Regions from separate parts of the Homo sapiens genome. Here regions 1, 3, 4 and 5 are each linked to region 2. Evidence: chromatin loops called from intact Hi-C (ENCODE). Cell type or tissue: Caco-2. All regions are shown on one strand. Region 1 has its middle 81 kb from the start of SMAD4. Region 2 overlaps LINC01630 (long intergenic non-protein coding RNA 1630). Region 3 has its middle 70 kb from the start of LINC01630. Region 4 has its middle 83 kb from the start of MEX3C. Region 5 has its middle 61 kb from the start of MEX3C.

Region 1 (5,000 bases), 430 kb before region 2:
ACCACAAAAACATTACTGATGGACCAATAAAAAGCGAAAGGAGTCATGGGGGAAACCAGTACATCTCTGCAGTGTGTAAAGCAACCCAACCTCATAAACGCCGCTGACCTTTCCTGTGACAAACCAAGCCCTGAGAGCTTTGGTTTTAATTGACAGTGAGACCACAGGTACATTGCCCTTCACTGCTGTTACGGGTTGAATGGTGTCCCCCTAAAAGAGATGTTATTCTAACCCTTAGTACCTGTGAATGTCACATTATTTGGAAACAGGGTCTTTGCAGAAGTAATCAAGTTAAGATGAGGTCATTAGGGTGGGCCTCAGTTCACTATGACTGGTGTCCTTAGAAAAAGAAAAGATACAGATTGACACCAGGGAGAGCACCATGGGAATATATTTTTTTTCTCTGTCGGCCAGGCTGGAGTGCAGTGGCGCGACCTCAGCTCACTGCAACCCTCACCTCCTTGGGTTCAAGTGATTCTCGTGCCTCAGCCTTTCAAGTAGCTGGGATTATAGGTGCCTGCCACTATGCCTGGCTAATTTTTTGTATTTTCAGTAGAGACAGGTTTCACTATATTGGCCAGGCTGGTTTCAAACTCCTGGTCTCAAGTGATCCACTCCCCTTGGCCTCCCAAAGTACTAGGATTATAGGCGTGAGCCATCCAGCCTGGGGTCATTCATTCTTCAAGTGTGCAGCGTGTGCCCACTGTGAACCAGGCTTTGTGCTGGGGGCTGCAGGTGGACTCTCTGCTGAGCAAAATGGTAGCTGACTTAATGCCCTGGCAGGCTGCTTTCTTTAAGGAGAAATTATTATAGTATTGGGCCAAGCCAGGCCACATTGCAGTGTCCTTAAGGGAACCCGCTGGGAATGCAGATCCTTGGCCTGCAGAGGCCAAGGCTGAGGGGCACATGCGGTGGGATCAGAGCAAGTCGGAGGAACACCCAGGGCGGAACTGGGGCAGGAGGACTTAGCTGTCACCTCTGGTGAGCTGGAAGTACCTGTCCTTGGTACACTGAAAACCAACCAAAGGACTACTCAGACAGGAGGGAGAGTAAAGGTGCGAAATATTCCACCGTGGGTGACCACACTACCACAATAATACGTCTTCCTACAGGTTTACAGGAATCAGTAACTGAACGTTCAGGTGTCAGATTAAGAGATTATGGCATCTGTCCCTCCCGAGGTCAAATCTTAGCTCTGTTACTGTGTGTTGGAACTTCACAACGTTTTTAACTTTGAAAGACGCTGTATCTTCATCTGTAAAACACTGACGGAAATACCTAACTTCTTAGGTTTGGCGTGAGCATAAAGTGAGAAAAGTGTACGTAACGATCTTAACGATATGACTGGAGCCTGGAAAGGCATTCCTGAGACCTCGCTACCGAAAGTGAAAGGGACGCATAATGGAAAAGTGTTAAGTCTGGGAGATGTCCGTGGCCTTTGAAGTGGACACGCCGGTCATAAACTTGGCCTAGAGGGACTGTTCAGTGTCCTGTTTGGGGAATGGTGGCCTCCTCCAAGGCTCACCACCGCGGCAGGTGTGGTCCTGGCTCTGCAGGTGAAGGGAGCTCCAGATTCTAGGTGTGGAGCGAGCCCTTTGCGAGGTGACAGCGCGAGGTCCCCTCAATGCACTGGGGAGGCGGATTTTCCCAGCGAGAAGGGGCTAGCAGGAGCTGCGTTTATTGTGAAGGCCCACAGGTAACGGGGCCATGCACCCCAGGGCGAGACTGGAGTTAAAGGTGGGCGGCAGTCCCTGGTATTCAAGGCCACCTAAGACACCCTGGACGGTGGACCCTGGGAAAGAGCCGGGGTGCCCCCGCCCTGGCCAGGGTTTGCCCCTTGTGGGGCGGAGGGAGCTGGGGCAAGCAGCGCTGACGGTAGCCTGGGAACTGGGCCAGGGTCTGCAGGGCGGGCTGGGAGCAGGGCAGGAGGGAGGAGAGGGAAGAGGGCAGTGGGGTCAGAGGGCCCCAGCGCCTGCCCCGGGCTGGGGATACCACGCAGCCGAGTTCCCACGGCCACCACTGGGTGTCGCCCTTGCCCCGCGAAGGGAGCAGGCGCGCGTTTCCCGAGGCGCCTCTGTCCTCCCAGCTCCTCCGGGCTAGATAGACAATGTCCCGGGACCCAGGTGGGCGTAGTGGACCAAGCCCGGAGTCGTCAACCGCAGTCCCTGAGGGGCTGGCCCTGTGCAGAGCCCGAGGCTGGGTGGGCTTGGACCGCTGCCTTCAGAGAGCCCGCCAGGCCCAGCCTTGCCCGGACGCTCCCAGCACCTGGATTCTGCGGAGTCTGGATCTTCACTGTGAGGCTGCCGGGCCCTCCAGGAGACATCCTGTTGTGTCCAGAATTGGTGGGTTCTTGGTCTCACTGACTTCAAGAATGAAGCCGCGGACCCTCGTGGTGAGTGTTACAGTTCTTAAAGGCGGTGTGTCCGGAGTTTGTTCCTTCTGATGTTCGGATGTGTTCGGAGTTTCTTCCTTCTGGTGGGTTCGTGGTCTCGCTGGCTCAGGAATGAAGGTGCAGACCTTCGCAGTGGGTGTTACAGCTCTTAAGATGGCGCATCTGGAGTTGTTCGTTCCTCCCGCTGGAGTTGTTCGTTCCTCCCAGTGGGTTCGTGGTCTCACTGGCTTCAGGAGTGAAGCTGCAGACATTCGTGGTGAGTGTTACAGCTCTTAAAGGCAGTGTGGACCCAAAGAGTGAGCAGTAGCAATATTTATTGCAAAGAGCGAAAGAACAAAGCTTCCACAGTGTGGAAGGGGACCCAAGTGGGTTGCCACTGCTGGCTCAGGCAGCCTGCTTTTATTCTCTTATCTGGCCCTACCCACATCCTGCTGATTGGTCCATTTTACAGAGAGCTGATTGGTTTGTTTTACAGAGAGCTGATTGGTCCGTTTTGACAGGGTGCTGATTGGCGCGTTTACAATCCCTGGGCTAGACACAAAAGTTCTCGGTGTCTCCACTAGATTAGCTAGATACAGAGTGTCAACTGGTGTGTTTACAAACCCTGAGCTAGACACAGAGTGCTGATTGGTGCATTTACAAACTGTGAGCTAGATACAGAGTGCCGATTGGTGCATTCACAATCCCTTAGCTAGACATAAAGGTTCTCCAAGTCCCCACCAGATTAACTAGATACAGAGTGCCAACTGGTGCCTTCACAAACCCTGAGCTAGACACAGGGTGCTGATTGGTGTGTTTACAAACCTTGAGCTAGATACAGAGTGCTGATTGGTGTATTTAGAATCCCCTAGCTAGACATAAAGGTTCTCTAAGTCCCTACCAGACTCAGGAGCCCAGCTGGCTTCACCCAGTGGATCCCGCACCGGGGCCGCAGGTGGAGCTGCCTGCCAGTCCTGCGCCATGCGCCTGCACTCCTCAGCCCTTGGGCGGTCAATGGGACCAGGGGCCGTGGAGCAGGGGGCAGCACTCGTCTGGGAGGCTTGGGCCATGCAGGAGCCCACGGTGGCGGGGCGGGGGAAGGCTCAGGTATGGCAGGCTGCAGGTTCTGAACCCTGCCCCGCAGGGAGGCAGCTAAGGCCTGGTGAGAAATCGAGCACAGCAGCTGCTGGCCCAGGTGCTAAGCCCCTCACTGCCCAGGGCCAGCAGGGCTGGCTGGCCGCTCCGAGCATGGGCCCCCCAAGCCCACACCCACCCGGAACTTGCGCTGGCCTGCAAGCACTGTGCACAGCCCTGGTTCCCACCCGTGCCTCTCCATCCACACCTCCCCGCAAGCTGAGGGAGCTGGCTCTGGCCTCGGCCAGCCCAGGAAGGGGCTCCCACAGTGCAGCAGTGGGTTGAAGGGCTCCTCAAGTGCCACCAGAGTGGGTGCCCAGGCAGAGGAGGCTCCGAGAGCGAGCGAGGTCTGCGAGGGCTGCCAGCATGCTGTCACCTCTCAATCCCCCCTCTAAACAGGACACCCCAACTGCTGTTGGGAATTTGGCCGATGACCGCTCTAGCTACTTCCTGCTGGATAGGGGCAAAGAAGGGGCCCTGCAGTTGTAGTGTCCTCCAGAGGGGAACTCTCTAGGCCAGTGGAAGTGCCAGTGGGTTGGTCCATGGGTCCTTGGTAGAAGTTGTTAGTTGAACTCATTTGGAGTTCCATTTGTAAGACCATCTGTAGCTTGATGGCCTCAATTCTAGAGGAAACAAATTTGACAAGAAGGTTAAAAATACAAGGCCTGAAGGCGAGTAACAGCAAGATGGCTGCCACGGGACCTAGAAAGGGGAGAAGCCATGTTGCCCAAAGGTTGGTATAAGAGTTTGAAAGGCGTCTGATTTCAGAAGCCTTTTCTTGTAAACGCCGGGCGGCAAATCGTACTATCCCTGACTGGTTAGTGTAAAAACAACACTCTTCCCCTAAGAAGGTGCAGAGTCCTCCTTTTTCAGCAGTGAAGAAGTCTAGGCCTCAGCGGTTTTGGAGAGTCACTGCTGCCAAAGAGTCTATTTGGGATTGTAAAGTAAGAATAGATTTTGTTATTTCTTGCAAACTGTCTGAGAAATCCTTTGAGAGTGTGTGGTAGTAGGATAATGAAGTAGATAAACCGGCTATTCCCCTTCCTGTAGCAGTAGCCATTCCTAACCCTATAAGTAGGGGTATTAGTTGTATGGCTCTGCACTGACGGACTTGAGCTTTGAGGGGTACTGATAAGGTCTGATTTCCTGGGGCAATGTTAATGTTGGGACTTAGAAAGACTAAGGTGCAGGTGCCTGTCCAGTTAGTGGGGAGGCAGATATAGGTCGATCTTCCACATAGAAAAATATGCCTTGGCTGGGTAAACAGAACTTTACCCTGGCTTTTAAAGGAATAGGGTACACTGTTTTTCTCTTTACTACTTCCATCTCTCTTTCTATCTCTTTGACTTCTTCTTTGTCTCTTTCTCTGACTTCCTGTCTCTTTCTCTCTTTCCTTTGACTCCTTCTCTTTGTCTCTATTTCTTCCTCTTTCTCTGACTTTCTTTTTCTCTCTTTCCTTCTTGCTGGTCTGCCAGCTGCTTAGCTGCTGTTCTCC
Region 2 (5,000 bases):
CAGGTGAGGATGCAGATTGATGGGGAGACTCATGCTTTTTACAGTAGAGTGTTAGTTGATACAACTATTATATATATCATATATATGATATAACTATATCATATATATGATATATATATGTAAAGGGAAGTTTATTAAGTATTTTATATATATATATCTCCTACTAGTTTCGTCTCTCTAGAGAACCCTAATACAGCATTCTTCTATGAGTTTTATATTTTAGCTCTTACATTTAGGACTATGATCAACTTTTATGTGCTGGGATTACAGGCATGAGCCACCGTGCCTGGCCTGGAATTGCTTCTTAATTTCATTAGAAACACAATTATTTTGAATTAAAAATTAGTTCATTTTTGTGTATGGAAGTGGTACACATTTTTTTTTTTGTATATGAATATCCAGTTTTCTCAGAACCATTTGTGGAAAAGACTATTCCTTCTCCATTAAATGGTCTTGGTATCATGGTAGAAAAACAATTGTGCATAAATGTATGGGTTCATTTCTGAATTCTCAATTATACTCTATATGTCTATCATTATGCCAGTAGCACACTACTGTCTTGATTATTTCAGCTGTGTAGTAAGTTTTGTAGTAAATCAGAAAGTGTGAATCCTTCAGCTTCATTTTTCTTCAATATTGTTTTGGCTATACTGGGTCTCTTGCATTTCTATGTGAATTTCAGGATTAGCTTGTCAGTTTCTTCCAAAAGGCAGCTCGGGTTTTGATTAGGATTGCATTGAAACTGTAGATCAGTTTGGGGAATATTGCCATTTTAACAACATGAATTCTTTAAATCGATGAATTTGGGACGATTTTCTATGTTTTTAGATCTTCTTTAATTTCTTTCAACAATGTTTTGTAGTTTTCAAAGCGTATGTTTTGTATTTTTTTTTGTTAACTTTATTCCTAAGTATTTCATTATTTTGGATGCTATTGTAAATGCAATTATTTCTTTTTTTTTTTTTTTTTTTTTTTTTGGCAGAGTTTCACTCTTGTCGCCCAGGCTGGAGTGCAATGGCTCTATCTCGGCTCACTGCAACCTCCACCTCCCAGGTTCAAGCGATTCTCCTGCCTCAGTCTCCTGAGTAGCTGAGATTACAGGTGCCCGCCACCACGCCTGGCTAATTTTTGTACGTTCAGTAGAGATGAGGTTTCACCATATTGCCCAGGGTGCTCTCCAACTCCTGAGCTAAGGTGATCCACCGGCCTCAGCCTCCCAAAGTGCTGGGATTGCAGGCATGAGCCACTGTGCCCGGCCTGGAATTGCTTCTTAATTTCATTAGAAACACAATTACTTTGAATTAATTTTTGAATTTATTGAATTTATATTGAATTAAATGTTCAATTCCTGACATGACCTTTTAACAGGCAGTTAATGTTTTCATTCTATGGACTTTCCTTCATTTCCAATTTTCTAATCAGTTGAAATTCTGGTGTGATAAATGTAGAAACAGGTCAGCCCTGATGGTGCTTTTGCAGGTGCTCTATATCTTATCTGAAGGTTAGCCTTGCAGGTTACAATGGACTCTTATAGACCCTGGAACAATGCTTGTGCTTACCCAGGTTCTGCTTGTAGTGCCACAGGCTTGATTGCTGGAGCCTTTTCATTGTTGTTTGAATTTGCATGTTCAGCCATTGCATTTTCAAAGCAGGAATTATGGTGCCAGGCAATCAAGTTTAGAGGTGCTTCTAGCTCCAGCCTGGACCAGAACTCTTAAGATTCCTGTGCTGGAACTGGACATCAGCTCAGTCCCAGTGGTGAGTTTACTTTTAATATCCTTTAGGTCTCCTTGGCCAGCAGAACTTGGGTCAGCCAATCCTGATCTACTCTGTTTTTCTTAACTTTGAATTTTGGGGAGCAAGTGTTGAGGTCTTTGTTCCTGCCTTCTTAAAAAGCCTAAAGAAAAATCATTAAACTTGGTGTAACTTCTCCTGCCACAAGTTACACACTGCAAGGGCCTGCCTTTGTCAGAACATTAAAAAAAAATCTGTTACAGACATTTCTGGAGCAGTGAGTATCTATTAGATAAGAGAGGCCCTTGAAAATTATATTTTGACTAAGGAAGCCCCTTTCCAAGGTGACTTGCTCTATTCAACTAGACAAAGAAGTGGAGCATGGCTTTGGCACCCCCCATCACACAATGTAAGGTCTTCCATGTGATAAATCATTCCATTTTATTTTTAAAAATACCATTGCATTGGCTCAGTGCTCTTCAGAGTCTCCAGAGATGTTTCCTTGAACTTCAGAGTTGTGCTTGTGTTTGTGAGTGTGACAAGTGGACTTGGAAGTTTGCTCATTCACATTCATTTCTCTTACTGTTAAAACTCTCATGTTTCCTTTTCAAAGAGATGGATTATCTCACCTTTTTTTTAAGTAGTTTTGGTACTCTATGCATTCCATCACATCTTTTTCTTAGACACAATGAAGAGCAGGGCATTTAAAAGTTTACAGAAAACATGCTAAAATAAAATGTAGAGCAGCTTGAAAGAGATTCACTTACTCTAAGTGTACCTGTAGACCATGGTAGCTGAGTTATTGTCATATGATACTCGGTAAGCATATCAGGCTGGCAATCAAAATGCTGAAGCATTGCTTGCAGAAATTAATAGTCCTCAGTATGGGGTTTGGTCTTTACAGTAATGTCAAAGTAGGAAGGATTGTAAGTTCAGCAGCAGGCTTAAAGCCAGGGTCACCTGTATTAGAATTATATGAAGTATATTTGTAATTGAGAAAGGTTTATTGTACTAATTTTACTAAGATTTATCCTTCCAGTTACCTGCAATGTGCATTTCCTTCTATTAATGGCTCTCAGCCAGTCTACTGGAGCAAAAACAAACCAACTGATTGGCATTGTAAGAAATTACTTATTTTTTCTTTAGGAGGAGAGTAGATATTCTGCATGTCTGATTTATGATTATTTATCATGAAAGATTACTGACTATAATAGCCCTAAACAAGCCTCTATTTTCTGGGTAAGACGTAGAAGGAACTAAATAGCAGACATGGCAGAGAGTTCACTAGGAAGCACTTCAACGGATGGACTTCTTCTGCCAGGGCTTCATTTGCATATGGGAGGGCACGGACTAGCAGGATGCAGATCAAGCCCTGTTTTGCCTGCGTCTGAGCTCCTCCTTCCGGCCAGCTGCTGCGCTAGGCACTTAACATACATTGAAAAAGAAAACTAAAAGCCACATTTTTCTTTCTTTTAAAAACTGTATATATTTAAAGCATACAATATGATGTTTTGATATACATATACATAGTGAAGTGATTGCCCTATTTTCCTATTCACAATTTTTCTAGGTCATAATTATGGCTGAACTATTGCTACAAATCTCAATAGATTTAAAGAAAGTAGAAGAGGAAAAGGAAAACTATTAACCCAAGTGACTATGGGAATACAAAGCATCGGGCTAGTTCATTACCTTTTGTCTTAAAGATAAGAGAGGAGGTTAAAGAATATTAACAAACTGATGAACATAAAATGGCAAACAAGAAAGAACATTAGCCAGGGGGAACACATGTCCCTTTAAAATTATACCTATATATATTCTGAATTATTAAATTTAAATTATCACTACTTTATCTGCTATTTTATTGCTGAAATTTCTCACAACTTCATTTGCGAATAAACTCTCCTGTGATGGTCTGCCATTTACATAAGCATATTTATTGGTATCTCCTACGGAGTATAATCTTAACCACAAGGCTATGAATACAGTAAAACTTTACATTTTTGTGAGATACTTTATTTATTCAATTTAAGCTCAAGAAGTAGATGCAATTTATTAGAAAATGTTACAGAAAAGGAATTAATTCACCTCAATTCCAATGCACATACTGGGATGAATAACTCACTGTTATGACATAGTCAACTTTATTCTACCACCTTAATATATAAGGGACAATGGCTGGGCTCAGTGGCTCACGTCTATAATCCCAGCACTTTGGGAGACCGAGGCGGGTGCATCACTTGAGGTCAAGAGTTCAAGACCAGCCTGGCCAACATGGTGAAACCCCATCTCTACTAAAAATACAAAAAGTTTGCTGGGCTTGGTGGCAGGCACCTGTAATCCTGACTACTCTTGAGGCTGTAATCTCAGCTACTGTGAAGCGGGAGAATCGTTTGAACCCGGGAGGCGGAGGTTGCAGTGACCTGAGATTGTGCTACTGCACTCCAGCCTGGGTGACAGAGTGAGACCCTGTCTCTCTCAAAAAAAAAAAAAAAAAAAAAAAAAAAAAAAAAAAAATACACACACACACACACACGCGCGCGCATATATATATATATATATATCTTGATCACCAAGCCCACTGCAAACTGCTGCTGTTCATTTTCTCACTTTCTCTTGCCTGGACTATTGTAGATTTTCTCACTGACTTTTCTACTCCTAACCTTCCTTTTATATTTGTCCAAAGACTAATCTTTCTCACAATCAGAACCCCTCATATTTTCCCCTTTCTTAAAACCCTTCAATGACTTTATCCTTGCTTTTAGAATGAAGCACCAGCTCCTTAGGGTATTGTACAAAGTTCTTCACAGCCTTTAATCTCAGATCTCTCTCCCTTGCCATACACATCTTACTATCCAGACACATCTAAAATACTTGCAGATCTCTGGATGCATTATGATATTTAACATCTTCATGCCTTTCTTCATGTTTCAACTGTTTTTTTGTTTTGTTTTGTTTTGTTTTTGAGACTGAGTCTTGCCCTGTCACCCAGGCTAGAGTGCAGTGGTGCGATCTCTGCTCACCACAGCCTCTGCCTCCTGGGTTCATGTAATTCTCCTGCCTCAGCCTCCCAAGAAACTGGGATGACAGGTGTATGCCACCATGCCAGGCTAATTTTTGTATTTTTAGTAGAGATGGGGTCTCGCCATATTGGCCAGGCTGGTCTCAAACTCCTGGCCTCAAGCGATCTGCCTGCCTCAGCCTCTCAAAGTGCTGGGATTACAGGCATGAGCCACGGCACCCAGCTGACATTTCATCTTCTTTAT
Region 3 (5,000 bases), 220 kb before region 2:
AGATCACACCACTGTGCTCCAGCCTGGGCGACAGACAGAGACCCCATCTCAAAAAAAAAAAAAAAAAAGAAAAAAAAAGGAGATACAGGGACTCACACACTTGGTCTTTATTTGAGGTAACTTAATTCAAATGACTTCTTAGAATTATATGGGATAACGACCACAATAGAAATTTCTGGAGATTCTTGTCCTACCCACAGCCTTCTTTACTAGAAACTACTCTCCCCACCAGTAGTCTGGGTGGAAGGAGAAGTGGGATCCAGGTAGACTTTGTTTGTACCATGCTCCCTCCCCTCCCCTGATTGGATCTGTGGTGGATGCCTGACCAGAGTCCAGCCAATCCACTTGTTGGCCAGCATCCAATCAGATTCTCTCTTTTGAGAATTTGAAACTGGAGACAGAGAGAGTGAAGGGGTCCTGAAAGGTCCAGTTGACATAGGCTTGTGTCTATAATGCAGCTCAAAGAGAAATGGAGAGGAGAGAGCAAGATCTGGGAAAAAACACATAGCTCTGGAGAGGTAGAACAAGGTCTGTTTCCAGGGCAGGAATTTTTGCATGTCCTACAAGGCATTTCTTTTTGATTGGAATCCACAGTCGGATGGATTTATTTATTTATTTTTTATTTGAGATGAAAAGTCTTGCTCTGTTGCCCAGGCTGGAGTGCAGTGGTATGATCTCAGCTCACTGCAGCCTCTGTCTCCCCCGGTTCAAGCCTCCAGAGTAACTGGGACTACAGGCCCATGCCACCACACCCTGCTAATTTTTGTATGTGTTTTTTTTTTTTTTTTTTTTTTAGTAGAAACGAGGTTTCACCACGTTGGCCAGGCTGGTCTCGAACCCCTGAGCTCAAGTGATCTGCTTGCCTCAGCCTCCCAAAGTGCTGGGATTCAGGCCTGAGCCCCTTCACCCAGCCAGTTGAGTGGATTTCTGTTCCTTGAAACCCACTGATTCCTGAGAGAATGATGTGAACCATATGCTTCTCTCTGGTTGTGACAGCATGTATTGACTTATCTACAGTATATTAGTCTGTTTTCACACTGCCGATAAAGACTGGGAAGAAAATAGGTTTATTGGACTCACAGTTCAATGGCTGGGGAGACCTCACAATCATGGCGGAAGGCAAAAGGCACTTCCTACATGGCATCAGCAGAGAGAATTTACGCAAGTATACGCCCGTTTTTAGAACCATCAGATCTCATGAAACTCATTCTCTATCACGAGAGCAGTGCAGGAAAGACCCGCCCCCATAATTCAATCACCTCCCACTGGGTTCTTCCCAGACACGTGGGAATTGTGGGAGTTACAATTCAAGATGAAATTTGGGTGGGGACACAGCCAAACCATATGATATGGTATGTTAATTTATGTAAATGTACTGGGCGTGGTGGCTTACACCTGTAATCCCAGCACTTTGGGAGGCCGAAGAGGGTGGATTGCCTGAGGTCAGGAGTTTGAGACCAGCCTGGCCAACATGGTGAAAATCCCGTCTACTAAAAATACAGAAATTAGCCGTGCCTGGTGGCAGGCACATGTAATCCCAGCTACTCGGGAGGCTGAGGCGGGAAAATCGATTGAATCCGGAAGGCGGAGGTGCGGTGAGCTGAGATCTGGCCACTGCACTCCAGCCTGGGCGACAGAGAGAGACGCCATCTCAAAAAAAAAATTATGTAAATGACATACAATTTAGAGTTTTTTGGGGGAGGGGAGTTAAAGACTAGTTGTGTTTTTCTTGACAAGATAGTGTGAAGTCTCCGGAGTGGAATCCTCAATTCTTGTTCAGCAAATGTTTGAGTACCTGCCACATACCAAAGGGACTCCTGTGGTTGGACACATCTGCACTACTCCAGACAGGCTTTCCTCAGCCTTTCCTATGCAGCTAAGACCTGGTCAAGAGACAAGATTATTCAGCTTCTGAGTGATACATATTGCTTGCTTCTCTGTCTTTCGGCTCTGCCTGCATTTTCCAAGTTTCAGGCTCCTAGGCGTCTCTGCCACTGGGTGGAGGAAAGAACAGAGGAGATGCAGGGGAAAATAATTAAAGCCAGCCAGTCTTGCTCCATACTTTGAGTTCCAGCTCTAAGTTTGGTGAAGGAAATAGTTCACAGGCTGATGGGGAGAATGTTTAGTTAAGAAATCTTTACTTTTGAATTATCATCGATGTGTCCATTAGATTCCTGACATTTCCAGTTCTGTGGAGGCAGCAGAAGGTGGGGGAAGAATCCAGCCTTCAGGCCTGTGTCCTTTCCAATCCTGGCTTTACTAATGGGGGGATGTGGGCAAGGTCCACTCTTATCTTCAAGCCTTTGTTTCCCATTGATAAAATGAACATTAATAATCTAACTCACAGAGTGGTTTTAGGAGCAAATAAGAAACTAGATGGAAAGAGATTTCCACATCATAAGGAATAAAGAATGTGTGGGGGATGGTCAGTGAGGCCGTAGTGGAGAAATGGCTGTGTCTGCAGCACAAGTCTCAACCTGCCCTGACTTGCAACACCTCCAAGATTCCAGACTCAGGATTCTTTTCCTTTTAATCCTTCTTTTCTGTAGCTCTCTCTGGGGAAAGAAAAAAAAATGCCTCCAGTAGGGGGATTACAGAACATAGAAACAAGCCTTCATTTTGGAATACTTAGTAAGGTATTTCTCTCTATTGAAGATTCTTGATCAAAGGTAAATCTGTTTTATATTTTGGTCAATTTGAGTAAAAGTCACTGAACTCTTTTCCTCCCACAGTCTATACAGAAGGTGAAAAAGAAGAATCATCAAAGGGCTGGGCATTTCCTTCCAAGCACTCTCCCCCAGGGACTGCCCACTGGGACCTCTCACCTCTAACGATTCTGCCTTAGTTGGTCTGGGGTGCCGCCTGGACATCTGTGTTTTCAGAAAGTTCCCAGGACATTCTAATGGGCATCCAGGGTGCGAACTTACTGAGCTGGTCTAAACCATCAGTTGGCAGATGAGGAGATGGAGGCTGTGATTTATTTTAAACTATAGCCCTTCATTTAAATTCCTGTCGGCCTCCTCAGGAGGTTTGGCTAACACAGAAATCTCCAGTATTCTAAAATGGAGAAACGGTGCGGTGGCTCACGCCGTTGATCGCAGCACTTTGGGAAGCCGAGGCGAGAGATCGCTTGAGGTCAGGAGTTTGAGACCATCCTGGACAATGTGGTAAAACCCCATCTCTATTAAAAATAACAAAAATTAGCCAGGTATGGTGGTGGGCACCTGTAATCCCAGCTACTCAGGAGGCTGAGGCAGGAGAATCGTTTGAACTAGGAGGTGGAGGTTGCAGTGAGCTGAGATCGTGCCACTGCACTCCAGCCCGGGCGACAGACTGAGACTCTGTCTCAAAATATATATATATGAGAAATGTTCCACCCCAGCCAGCCTAAACTCTTAATGTCATTACCATAATGATCCTCAACACCTTCCTGACAATGTCAGGCATCTTTAATATCCTCCGTATTCCCAAGGTGACTTCTGGAATTGGGAGAAATACTTCTATTTATGTTTCTTGCTTCAGTCCATTTCTTTCTGCTTCCACTGCCCTCCCACTGGGTCATGTCTTAGCTGACATCTGACCTGGTCCATCAGCCTGCAAACTGGTCTCCTGCTCTCTGCTTTCCTTTGCTTTATTCTACCTGAAATACCAGGGTCTCAATGTCTCAGCCTGACCAAGAAAGTCTCCCACCTCTAGTTTCTGAACATATTTTGTATTATTCTGCCCTGCTTCAGGCTTTGCTCTTCACCTTCCACTTCCTTTTCTGCCTTCTGAACCTCATTTATTCTTCAAAGTTCAGCTGAAGTGTAGTCTCCTCTATTGAGTCTTTTGGGATCTCCTACCACCAGAAGGATTTCTCCCTGAATTCCTGTCACACTTTATTTGTGCTTGGCTTTGACACATAGCAGATACTGAATCTCACACAGAGACTTTGATCTCCTTGGGGATCCCATCCTTTATATCTTTCTACCTCCTTACATAATACCTAACATGGTCTTTTTTTTTTTTTTTGGCCATGGTTGGTGTGTGGTAAATATTTGTCGCATGAATGAATGCATAATTGTACAAACAGTTAAGTGACTTTTGCAAGATCATCTAGCTAGTCTGATGGACAGAGTAGAGAGCCAATTCATGTCTCTGGTATTTACACTCAATACCATCCCCAGAAGCCCATTTTCCTTAAAGACAATTGATAAATGGCTCACTTAAAAAAATTAGCTATCTCATCAAGAACATCTGTTTGCTAGTTTAGAAAAAAATGAGTAAGAAAAAAGTTAAGTAATTTGGGAGAGGAAAAAACTGTCTGTGAGTAGCTCAACCAAAACAAAGCGAATACACAAAATCTCCCAAATATTAAGATTTGTTGAGAGCTACATTTTCCTGTTATTCTTGGGAGGGTCTGAGAAAGCAGGAGGTTGGGGTAAAGGGGATAAGAACAGGTTGCTCCCAGAAGATCAGGTGTCTCAGGCTTTGTGGAAGCATCTACTCTGCCTGAGTGCTATGTGGTTGCTGCATATTCTCGACATTGCATGATAGACTTGGTATAGCCTGGGTTAGCAAGGGTTAGGGCAGTTTCTTCCCCATTATCATCTCATTAAACTTCTGAATGCTAAAGCTTTACTAGCTGAGTCTATCAGGTTTAATCTCTCCTGAATTCCACACATTTCATTTAAGCTGCATAGTTAATTGCCTAACGGGTAATTGAAAATGAGGCATGAAACATGTGGTGAGTGAAGGCTAGAATACAGACCTTAACTTTACGTTCCTCGTGGCTCTGTGAGCTCAGCATCCATTAATTGCATTCCCTTTGATTACCAGCAATTGGTTCAGCCAGTGAGTTAGCTCCAAGTGCCTGCTTTTTAGAATCTTAACTGCCATTTCCATCTCCCTCCTTCCCCACTTCCCATCCCACCACCACCAAGCACACACCCATACACACATCTGCACGTACACATACACTCCTCTTTTCTATTCCTGGGATAGTGGCCTCTCTCAAACTA
Region 4 (5,000 bases), 260 kb before region 2:
GCATGATCACAGCTTACTGCAGCCTTGAACTCCTGGGCTGAAGCGATCCTCCCACTTCAGCCTCCTGAGTAGCTGGGACTACTGGCGTGCACCATGACGCCTGGTTTCCTTAACCTTAATTATGTTATGGCCTTCAGTATAGGAGCCCATGCTCTGTAATTTCTCTTATTGGAGCCAGTGATTTTACATCAGGCTTGCAGCCTTAAAGCTTTTCCTTACCCACAGGGCAGCCCCATCACACACCTCTAGGGGGCACTGTTTGCTTTCATCCTCTATGACTGGCACCTGCTGGAGATGGGCAGTGCACTTTCATCCTCTGGCATGGCTGATGTTGGGCAGTGCACTTTCATCCTCTGGCATGGCTGATATTGGGCAGCGTTGACTCCCAAGGCTTTCTTGTGAGTACAAAGGCCATGGGTCTTCACCGATCCCATCTTTCTCAAGGCCAATCTACTCTTTCAGAGAGATATGTTTAGCATGGGCTGTGGAAAAGATCAAAGAATCAAGAATAGAATTCTTGCCTCTGTGTTCCAAATTAGCAATGGGATTCTTGGTATTTTGAAAATATTTTTACAGTGATTGGCTAATGAAGGAGCCCATGGAGATAAATAACATCAGGAAGCTTTCAAGGCTAATAATACCTTAATTTTCTGTTGTAACCTTTACTCTCTAGACTTCTAATCGATATGCCAGTTTAGCAAGCTGATGTAAATATTCTTTCCTACTTGGAATGCTCTTCTTCACTATGCCTGTTTAATTTCTCTACATCCTCAAAATCCCAGTTCAAGTCCCACCACCTCCAGGAAGTCTTCCCTCACCACTTTCATCCACAGTCACTGTTCCTTCTTCTGAATTTGGTACTACTCAGAGCCTGCATCTCACTATTAGCATTCACCTAGTGTGCACTGTTGGTTTTCTTTTTATATGTGTGTATTAGGAACTATTATCTTGTCTAATTCTCATCGCAGTTAATTTTTGTTGCTCTGTGGTCCTCTTTTCCCACTGAGGATGTGGCAGCTACTATCAGGGGGTGAAGAATTAGACAAATAGCCCTCAAGACCACCCTCACTTCTGATACCAAATGTAAGTTCAGGGGGTTCCCAAGACCATCCCCACATTTGGTCATTTGCTAGAATTTTCTAGAAGGATTCACAGAGCTCACTGAAGGCTGTTATACTCATGGTTACAGTTTAGTACAGGGAAAGCATACAGATGAAAATCAGCCAAGGGAAGAGACATGTAGGGCAGGGTCCAGGAAAATTCCAAGCATGGAGCTTTCAGCCATCTTCTCCTAGTGTCATGGACAGTGTTACTCTTCCAGCAAAGATATTTGATAATACATATGGAGTACTGCCAACCAAGAAGCTCACCTGAGCCTGGGTGACCAGGGTTATTTTATTTTAGAAATAGGGTCTTGTTCTGTCATCCAGGCTGTGGTGCAGTGGCACAGTCATAGCTCACTGTAACCTCAAACTCTTGGGCTCAAGCAATCCTCCAGCCTCAGCCTCCCAAGTAGCTGGGAATACAGGCATGCGTCACCATGCTTGGCTAATTTTTAAATTTATTTTGTAAAGGCAGGGTCTTGCTATGTTGCCCAGGCTGGTCTTGAACTCCTGACCTCAAGTGATACTCCCACCTCAGCCTCTCAAAGTGTTAGGATTACAGGCATGAGCCACTGTGGTAGTCTAAGAGTTTGTACTGAGGTTTCATGGTCAACTTTCCACATGGCTGACCTCAGGTTCCAGTTCCTCTAGAGATTGAACTGATATCATATGACTCAAATTTTCACTATAAATCACACTGTTGGACTTTCTGGTGTAGTCCAAAGTCCCTTAGAAAACAAGGACACTGTTATCAGGCAGGACATTCCAAGGGCTTAGAGATGACTGCCCAGGGGCCAACAGCAAAGTCCAGACCGCTCTTTGAGCAAAGTTAAATCATTTACTACACAGTGGGCTTTGCAAAATCTAACTGAAGACTAGAGATCAATTTCAGTTCCTGACTTCCCAGATAGGGTCTCAGGTACATTTCAGAGATAATAATCAGGATTTTCATTTGCAAGATTTTTATGTGCAGAGCCAGCTTCTTTGGGAGAAGTAAGGTTTGTGGGTTCTATGTGAATCAAAGCTGGAGGATTAGAGTTTTGAGTTTATTCATGTTAACAATAGGAGAGGAAATTAGGTAGGATGTCATATAGAGCAATTTCTCACCATACAGGAAGGCAGTAAAGACCCTTTCTGGGCTGGAAGGAGGAGACTGGGAGAGAGAGAGAAAGGAGACAGGAGAGAGGTTCTCATTTGCCCCACTCGTGGGGTTGAAATCAAGGTGTGGGGACAGGTGGGGTCAAAGGCGGCTCAGATGCATTTAAGGATCTGGACACAGAGGGTACACTTGCTCTTCCTTCTGTCTGGAAATCTTGGACACCAGCTCAGAGAGAAAGACCTGCACAAACAAACTATAAAGATTGAGCACACATGAAGTTTTTTGAGTTGTAAGCAAACAGCATCCCACATCAAAATGGCAGGTGTGGGACAATGTGCATATCCATTGTTATGTTGCATGATCCATAGATGAACAGGAATCTGTCCACATCAATGGCAATGGTTGTGTTATTTATTTATTTATTTATTTTTGAGACAGAGTCTTGCTCTGTCACCCAGGCTGGAGTGCAGTGTGCGATCTCGGCTCACTGCAAGCCCTGCCTCCCGGGTTCATGCCATTCTGCCTCAGCCTCCCGAGTAGCTGGGACTACAGGTGCCCATCACCACACCCAGCTAATTTTTTTGTATTTTTAGTAGAGACAGGGTTTCACTGTGTTAGCCAGGATGGTCTTGATCTCCTGACCTCGTGATCTGCCCGTCTCGGCCTCCCAAAGTGTTGGGATTACAGGCGTGAGCCACCGCGCCCGGCCTGTTATTTTTTTAAGGCAGAGTAGGCAATTTACATCTTTTCTTGTCTTTCTTGGTTAGGTATCTAATCTCTAAATTAAAATAGTTGTGGCCAATTATATCTGATCACTTATGACTATGTCTTCCTTGCTTAAATGTTGTCAATAAAACTCCCTGTTTCTTGGCCCAGCATTCAGGCCTCCAAAGTTTGGCCTCTGCCTTCCTGCCTGACTTCATCTTCTATTCCTTCTCCTTAGACAGTGCCTGCTGTAACAACATACTGCAAACTGAGTGGCTTAAACAGCAAATATTTATTTCTCACAGTTTTGGGGGATGGAAGTCTGAGACCAGGGTGCCAGCAGGGTTGGGTTCTTGGTGAGGGCTCTTTTCCTGGTTCACAGGCAGCCATCTTCTTGGTGTGTCCTCACACTGGAAAAAGGAGAGCTGACTAGCTCTCTGGCTTCTTCTTTTTTTTTTTCTTTTTTAGAGACAGGGTCTTTCTGTATTGCCCAGGCTGAACTCAAACTCCTGGGCTCAAGCAATACCCCTGTCTTAGCCTCCCAAGTAGCTGGGACTGCAGGTGTGTGACACTGTACCTGGCTTCTGGCCTCTTCTTATGTCAATGAAAAGAGTCAAACTGTGTAAAATATTTGAAGAGATTTACTCTGAGCCAAATGTGAGGACCATGACTGATGACACAGTCTGACGAGGTCCTGAGAACATATACCCAAGGTAGTTGGGTCACAGCTTAATTTTATACATTTTAGGGGGAACAGAAGTTACAGGCAGACATCCATCAATGCATGTAAGGTGCACGGTGGTTCAGTCTGGAAAGGCAGGACAACTCCAAGTGGGGTGGGGTGAGGTGGAGGCTTCCAGGTCACAGGTGGTTTCAAAGGTTTTCTGATTGGCAATTGGTTGAAAGAGTTGATTCTCTCCTAGATCAGGGAAAAGACCTGGAAAGGGAAGGAGATTCTCTAGAGAGTAATTTTCCCTACAAGAGGCAGCTTTGCAGGGCCATTTCAAAATATGTCAAATAAATAAATTTTAGGGCAAAATACTTCGATTTCTTTCAGGGCCTACTATCTATCATGTGATGCTATAGTAGAGTCAGGTTGGAATTTGGTATCTTATTGCTGCAAAGAGTCTGTTTTATCAATCTTAAGATCTCTGCTTTAATGTTAGCACTGACAATTTGTGCCTGAATTCCAAAAGGAGGAGGGTATAATGAAGCATGTCTGACTTCCGCTTTCCATCACAGCCTGAACTAGTTTTACTTTGGAATGCCCTTGGCTGAGAGGGGGGCTTCATCAGTCAATTGAAGGGCTTAGAATTTTATTTTTGGTTTACACATCTAAGAACACTAATCTCATTCATAATGGCTCCACCTTCATGACCTAATCATCTCCCAAAGACTCCGTCTTCAAATACTGTTGCTTTGGGGTTAGCATTTCAACATACAAAGTTTGAGGGGATACAAACTTCAGTCCATTGCAGATAAACTACTCTCAGCTAAATGGAACTCAGCAGTTCTTGAATGCACTACCCCATCTTTTTGCCTTTACTTAGACTGTTTCTTCTTCCTGGACTGTCTTTCCCCCATTTCTGTCAGGCTTAAATTCCACTTCCTCCATGAAGTCTTCAACTTTCCACACTGGAAGTTAGCCTCCCATAGCACAGTGTCTTTACTTCTCTTACAGGATTTTCAAAATGTACCCATCTGTCATTATCTGAGTATAAGTCACATACCTGATTGTTAATTTCTGGAAGGCAAAGATTATGTCTTTCTTTCTTTCTTTTTTTTTTGAGGTGGAGTCTTGCTCTGTCTCCCGGGCTGGAGTGCAGTGGTGCGATCTCAGCTCACTGCAACCTCTGCCTCCTGGGTTCAAGTGTTTCTCATGCCTCAGCCTCCCTAGTAGCTGGGATTACAGGTGCCCACCACCACACCCAGCTAATTTTTTGTATTTTTAGTAGAGACAGCATTTCACCAGGTTGGTCAGGCTGATCCTGAACTCCTGACCTTAAGTAATCCATCTGCCTCAGCCTTCCAAAGTGTTGGGATTACAGGCCTGAGCCACTGCAGCCGGCCATGTCTTTTTTTTGTTTTGTTTT
Region 5 (5,000 bases), 400 kb before region 2:
CAGGCAGGAAAGCAAGCCTTTCGCCGCCAGGGCAAACTTTTCAAGACAAGTCAGAAACCTGTATTTATTTATTTATTTTTACATTTCTCAATGTTTAAATGCTGGCAAATGATTCAAGAAAGTTTCAAACACTTTGGGCCAATCAAAACAGGTCTGAGGGCCAGATTTCAGCCTCAGGCTGCCAGTTCACTGACCTCAGACCCAGACCTCTTTGGAGCCACGTGCCGGCTGGCACTCGGCCTGCTGTTTCCACAGGCCGTGGGGAAGGTCCGCAGTCCAGCCCTCCCGCCCCTCAGCTGTCATTCTGTGAGAGACACTGAAAGATTTCATTTTGAAATATAAATGTACTAAGCATTTTCTGCAAGTTTGTCACCCACCTTTTCCACCGTTTTTCAGCAACAGCTTGACATAGCTTAAGTGCACATGGTTGACTGCAAGCTGAGCAGGTCATTCGTCTCTAGTCCTCAGTTCTATCATCTGTAATGTGAAGGGGTCCAACTAGACACTCATCCAGCTCAAACCTTCACTGGCTCCAAGACCAAGTTTGGGGGGTGGGGAAGGAGTTTTTCTAAAGGTAATAACTTCACTCATGGTTTTAGCTGAGTCTCTAAGAGTGCACTGCAGAGGTAATTTTAAATCTCTAGTAGTCACATTAAAAAAATTAAAAATTAGCTGGGTGTGGTGGTGGGTGCCTGTAGTCCCAGCTACTCAGGAGGCTGAGGTGGGAGGATTGCTTGAGGCTGGCAGGCAGAGGTGGCAGTGAGTTAGATCACGCCACTGTACGCCAGCCTGGGTGACAGAGACAGACCCTGTCTCAAAAATATATTAAAAATTTTAAAAAAATAAAAATTAAAAATAAATAGGTAAAGTTAATGTTAATAATGCATTTCATTTAATGCAACATATAAACATATCAGTTCAATATGTGATCAATATAAACATATTAATGGGATATCTTACATTACTTTTTCACCCCAAGTTTTGGAACTCCAGTCTGTGTCTTACACTCACAGCACATTTCAGGCACTCCATGGCCACCTGTGGCTAGTGGCTACCAAATCGGAAAGCGCAGTTCCAAGGCAAGAAGTGCCAGCAACTGCCACATTCCCAAGAGAGTTGCTAGATTACCTAAGCAGGAAGAGAATCCTGCATCTCCCCCAGTAGGTAAAGCAGTTCATATTCTCCCTGCCTTCCCTCGGCCACATTTTTCTTTCCACTGAGAAAATGTCTTCATCGGCCACATGTGGTGGCTCACACCTGTAATCCCAACACTTTGGGAAGCCAAGGTGGATCACTTGAGGTCAGGAATTTGAGACCCCATCTCTACTAGAAATACAAAAATTAGCCTGGCATGGTGGCGTACGCCTGTAGTCCTAGCTACTTGGGAGCTGAGGCATAAGAGTCACTTGAACCCAGGAGGCAGAGGTTGCAGTGAGCCGAGATCGTGCCACTGCACTCCAGCGTGGGTGATAAAGCGAGAGACTCTGTCTCAAAAAAAAAAAAAAAAAAAAAAAAACTTCATAGTGAAAGACGACCACAGCATACTCAGCTTACCTGGCACACACTGCTGTCCAGCCCAGCAATCAGATAGTACAGTAGTCCCCCTTATCCACGCACAGTTTCAGTTACCCGAGGTCAGCCTCGGTCCAAAAACACCAAATGGAAATTCTGCTAATAAACAATTCGTAAGTTTTAAATCGTGGCTGTTCTGAGTAGCGTGATGAGCATGATGAAATACTGTGCTGTCCTGCTCTGTCCTGCCCGGGATGTGAATCATCCCTTTTCCAGCATGTCCATGCTGCCGACACTCCCCACCAAGTTAGTCACTTAGAGACGCCTCAGTTATCAGATCCACTGTCACAGAATCACAGTGTTTGTGTCCCAGTAACTCTTCTTTGCCTTAATAATGCTCCCAAAAGTGCAAGAGTAGTGATATTGGCATATTGTTATAAATGTTCTATTTTATTATTGTTATTGTTAATCTCTTACTGTGGCTAATTTATAAATTAACATTCACCATAGGTATGTATGTGTAGGAAAAAACAAACCTTATAGGATAGTAGGGTAGTAACCCTACCCTATATAGGATGGTAGGGTTCCATACTACCTGTGGTTTCAAGCATCCACTAGGGGGCTTGGAACATATCCCCTGCAGGTAAGGAGGGACTCCAGTATCTGTTTCCACCATCAGCGATCAGACTCCCCTCTTAATCCCGGGCTCAGTTTACTCAGCTCATGCACTGTTGTCCAGTCCAGCAGTCAGCTCTGTGCCAGCTCTGAGTAGGCAAGACCCAGGGAGCACAGAGTAAGAGCCCGCTCTGGGACTCGTAGCTGACACTGCCTCTAGCCGGTCAGGGCCAGTGGGAACATCGCCCCTCTTCACTATCCCACTGCTCTTGACCCTGAAGTAGCCATAGGCAGCTGTGAGGGCAAGGAAGAGAAACTTGAGGTGGGGAACACAGGCAACACCCACCCAGGCCCCCTGCTGAAAGGCAGGCTCCCAGGCTGCAGCATAAGCTTTAGCTGAAAGTGAAGTTTTGAGAGTCCTGGATCATTCTGCTGGTGTGGATTTACTCATTACTGAACTAAGGCAGTTTGTGTTTCTAAAATTAATCAGAGGGTTTGCTTTAAAACATTCCAGAGGCTGGGCGTGGTGGCTCACGCCTGTAATCCTGACACTTCGGGAGGCCGAGGTGGGCGGATCACGAGGTCAGGAGATCAAGACCATCCTGGCCAACATGGTAAAACCCTGCCTCTACTAAAATACCAAAAATTAGCCAGGCATGGTGGTGCGCGCCTGTAGTCCCAGCTACTCAGGAGGCTGAAGCAGGGGAATCGTTTGAACCCGGGAGGCAGAGGTTGCAGTGAGCCGAGATCACGCCACTGCACTCCAGCCTGGTGACAGAGCAAGACTCCATCTCAATTAAAAAAAAAAAAAAATTCCAGAAAAAAAAATGTGTTGGGGTGAGGTGGGAATTCATATAACAACAACATGGCTGTGATTGGTTACACGGCAATCCACCGTACCATTGTCTTTTTTCTGGTGATGTGTGAAAATTTCCACAATGAAAAATTTTAAACAGTGGCTACAGGACTTTTTAAAATTGGGAGTGAGCAGGAGAGGTATAGAACCTGCTGGAAATTCACGCATGTGTGGGATCAGAGCTATCTTCACAGAGCAGGTTTCAATGGGCAAACTATAGGGGGAAATGATAAAATAATCCAATTGTTTTCTGAGTACACCCTGTGAGATCCACTTGTCCAGCGTTCTGCTTATTTTTTCTGGGTGGTTGAATTTATGTGTTCCCATCCTCCATTCCTAGAGAATGCCTTCTGGCCAAGACTTCCCCAGTGCTCACCCCAGCAGGATCTAGGCAGTTCTGTGGCTCCCTGGCTTTTTTGGGCGATCTGACGACATGGCAGCTCCTTGCCACAGACACCAAGATAGATGTTTCCGGAGTGCAGAGCCCTGGGGGTGCGGAAGGACAGCCTCTGTGAAGATATTCAGCACAGCAGGGGCCATTAGTCACCAAGGATCATTTGACATTTTGAAATGAACTCCCGGGCTCTCCTAAGTAAGCTGGAACACTGAATTATGCCTAGGCTAGTGGCTGTGTCTGGGGCTGAGGGTCCCCGCCAGGAGGGGAGGCTGGGTGCAGCGCCTCAATGCCGGGAAGTGAGCAGCATAGCGCATGCGCAGGAACCTCGCTGGTCCGCCTGTGGTCTCTCAGCTGGGGTCACAGCTCATGGCAGCTTCAGCGGTGTGGGTGGGTGGCCTCGCTTACCATCGACCTTTGTGACAAGCCTTACTGGCTCTTCTTCAGGAACTTGCCACCGAGTATCAGCCGAAACCTGAGTCCGCTGAGGCGTAGGCCAAAGGCCCCTCTAGCTGTCCTTTCTCAGGCCCAGAGGATGCTCACGGAGAAAAGCCACCATTCAGTTGAGTCCATCTCTGGCACCAAAGCTCACAATGAGGCTACGCCGAGGAAACTGGCTTTTCATAGTTAGATTTGGTTTTCTTCCCTGAGCGTGACAGCCAATACTTTATGAAGACTCCCTGAATGCTGGGCATTATTCAGTGCTTGGAATCATGTAATCCTCACAGCAACCCTGTGAGGAGGGGCTTTCCCCGTCCCTGTTGTATGGATGAGAAACGGAAGGCTTGCAGAGGCTACCATGAAGTGACTTGCCCAAGGGCACACAGCCGGTGAGTTGTGACTAGTACTCAACGCAGCCACAAAAGCCTGGCTCTCAACCACTGATCCTGCCTCCCCGGGAGCTTTAGGAAACTAGGCTTATTACAGGTTCCATTCAAGGCAGGGATGGGCGGGGTTCCCAGCTGAGGCCCTGGAGCAGTCCTGCAGCCTTACATTTCTTCAGAGCCAACTACGTGTGGGACATTCCAATCCAGGTGTGGTCAAATGAGGCCCTGTCATGCAGGGGTTCCTGGGTGACTTAGGGGAAGAATGATTTTTTTTTTTTTGAGACAGGGTCTTGCTTGGTGGCCCAGGCTGGGGTGCAGTGGCTCAATCATGGCTCACTGCAGCCTCAACCTCCCGGGATCAAACTCCCACTTCAGCCTCCAGAGTAGCTGGAACTACAGGCACGTGCCACCAGACCCAGCTAATTTTTGTGTTTTTTTGTAGAGAGGGGATTTCACCGTGTTGTCCAGGCTGGTCTCGGACTCCTGGGCTCAAGCTGTCTGCCCGCTTCGGCCTCCCAAAGTGCTGGGATTACAGGCGTGAGCCACTGCACCCGGCCCTGGAAGAATGATTTAAGAATCATTTGTGATGGCGGTCAAATGTTTATTTTGAAATGCCAGAGAATAGTTTTCTAGGCAAAACCTTCCCTCTGCCCAGGTGGCGACACCCTTCATTTGCTTAGCAAACTCTTTTTCCAGTGGTTCTGCAAAGGCTACCCTGAAGAAAAGGAACTAGTAATGCCTAACACTTTCGAGTTTACAAAATGCTATTCCTTACCTGATTTTGCTTTGCTCCGTC

The links. A loop is a pair of places that touch in the nucleus more often than their neighbours do. Peaks named below come from ENCODE experiments on the same cell type or tissue, not always from the same donor. Only the 100,000 strongest peaks of a DNase experiment are listed, where the experiment ranks them.
Region 1: it touches region 2 in a loop (31-fold over the local background); 30 of 110 quality-filtered maps call a loop at or near these places.
Region 3: it touches region 2 in a loop (14-fold over the local background); 3 of 110 quality-filtered maps call a loop at or near these places.
Region 4: it touches region 2 in a loop (11-fold over the local background); 12 of 110 quality-filtered maps call a loop at or near these places.
Region 5: a loop joins it to region 2, with 4 times the contacts of the local background. A loop is called at or near these places in 3 of 110 quality-filtered maps.

The regions. Positions count from the first base shown.
Region 1 is chr18:51,108,483-51,113,482 of GRCh38, forward strand. No RefSeq gene overlaps it. Among named protein-coding and RNA genes, the nearest start is that of SMAD4, 81 kb to the left of the region's middle. RefSeq lists enhancers at 1,191-1,692, 1,693-2,192 and a silencer at 1,935-2,044. In Caco-2, a CTCF peak has its summit at 2,021 (motif pointing right); no DNase peak of the experiment used is centred here.
Region 2 is chr18:51,534,588-51,539,587 of GRCh38, forward strand. All of the region lies in intron 1 of LINC01630 (long intergenic non-protein coding RNA 1630), which reads left to right. Among named protein-coding and RNA genes, the nearest start is that of LINC01630, 150 kb to the left of the region's middle. In Caco-2, no CTCF peak of the experiment used is centred here; a DNase peak (open chromatin) is centred at 3,094.
Region 3 is chr18:51,319,448-51,324,447 of GRCh38, forward strand. No RefSeq gene overlaps it. Among named protein-coding and RNA genes, the nearest start is that of LINC01630, 70 kb to the right of the region's middle. In Caco-2, no CTCF peak of the experiment used is centred here; a DNase peak (open chromatin) is centred at 2,454.
Region 4 is chr18:51,277,984-51,282,983 of GRCh38, forward strand. No RefSeq gene overlaps it. Among named protein-coding and RNA genes, the nearest start is that of MEX3C, 83 kb to the left of the region's middle. In Caco-2, a CTCF peak has its summit at 227 (motif pointing right); a DNase peak (open chromatin) is centred at 1,888.
Region 5 is chr18:51,133,788-51,138,787 of GRCh38, forward strand. No RefSeq gene overlaps it. Among named protein-coding and RNA genes, the nearest start is that of MEX3C, 61 kb to the right of the region's middle. RefSeq lists enhancers at 3,146-4,125, 4,126-5,000. In Caco-2, a CTCF peak has its summit at 2,184; a DNase peak (open chromatin) is centred at 4,354.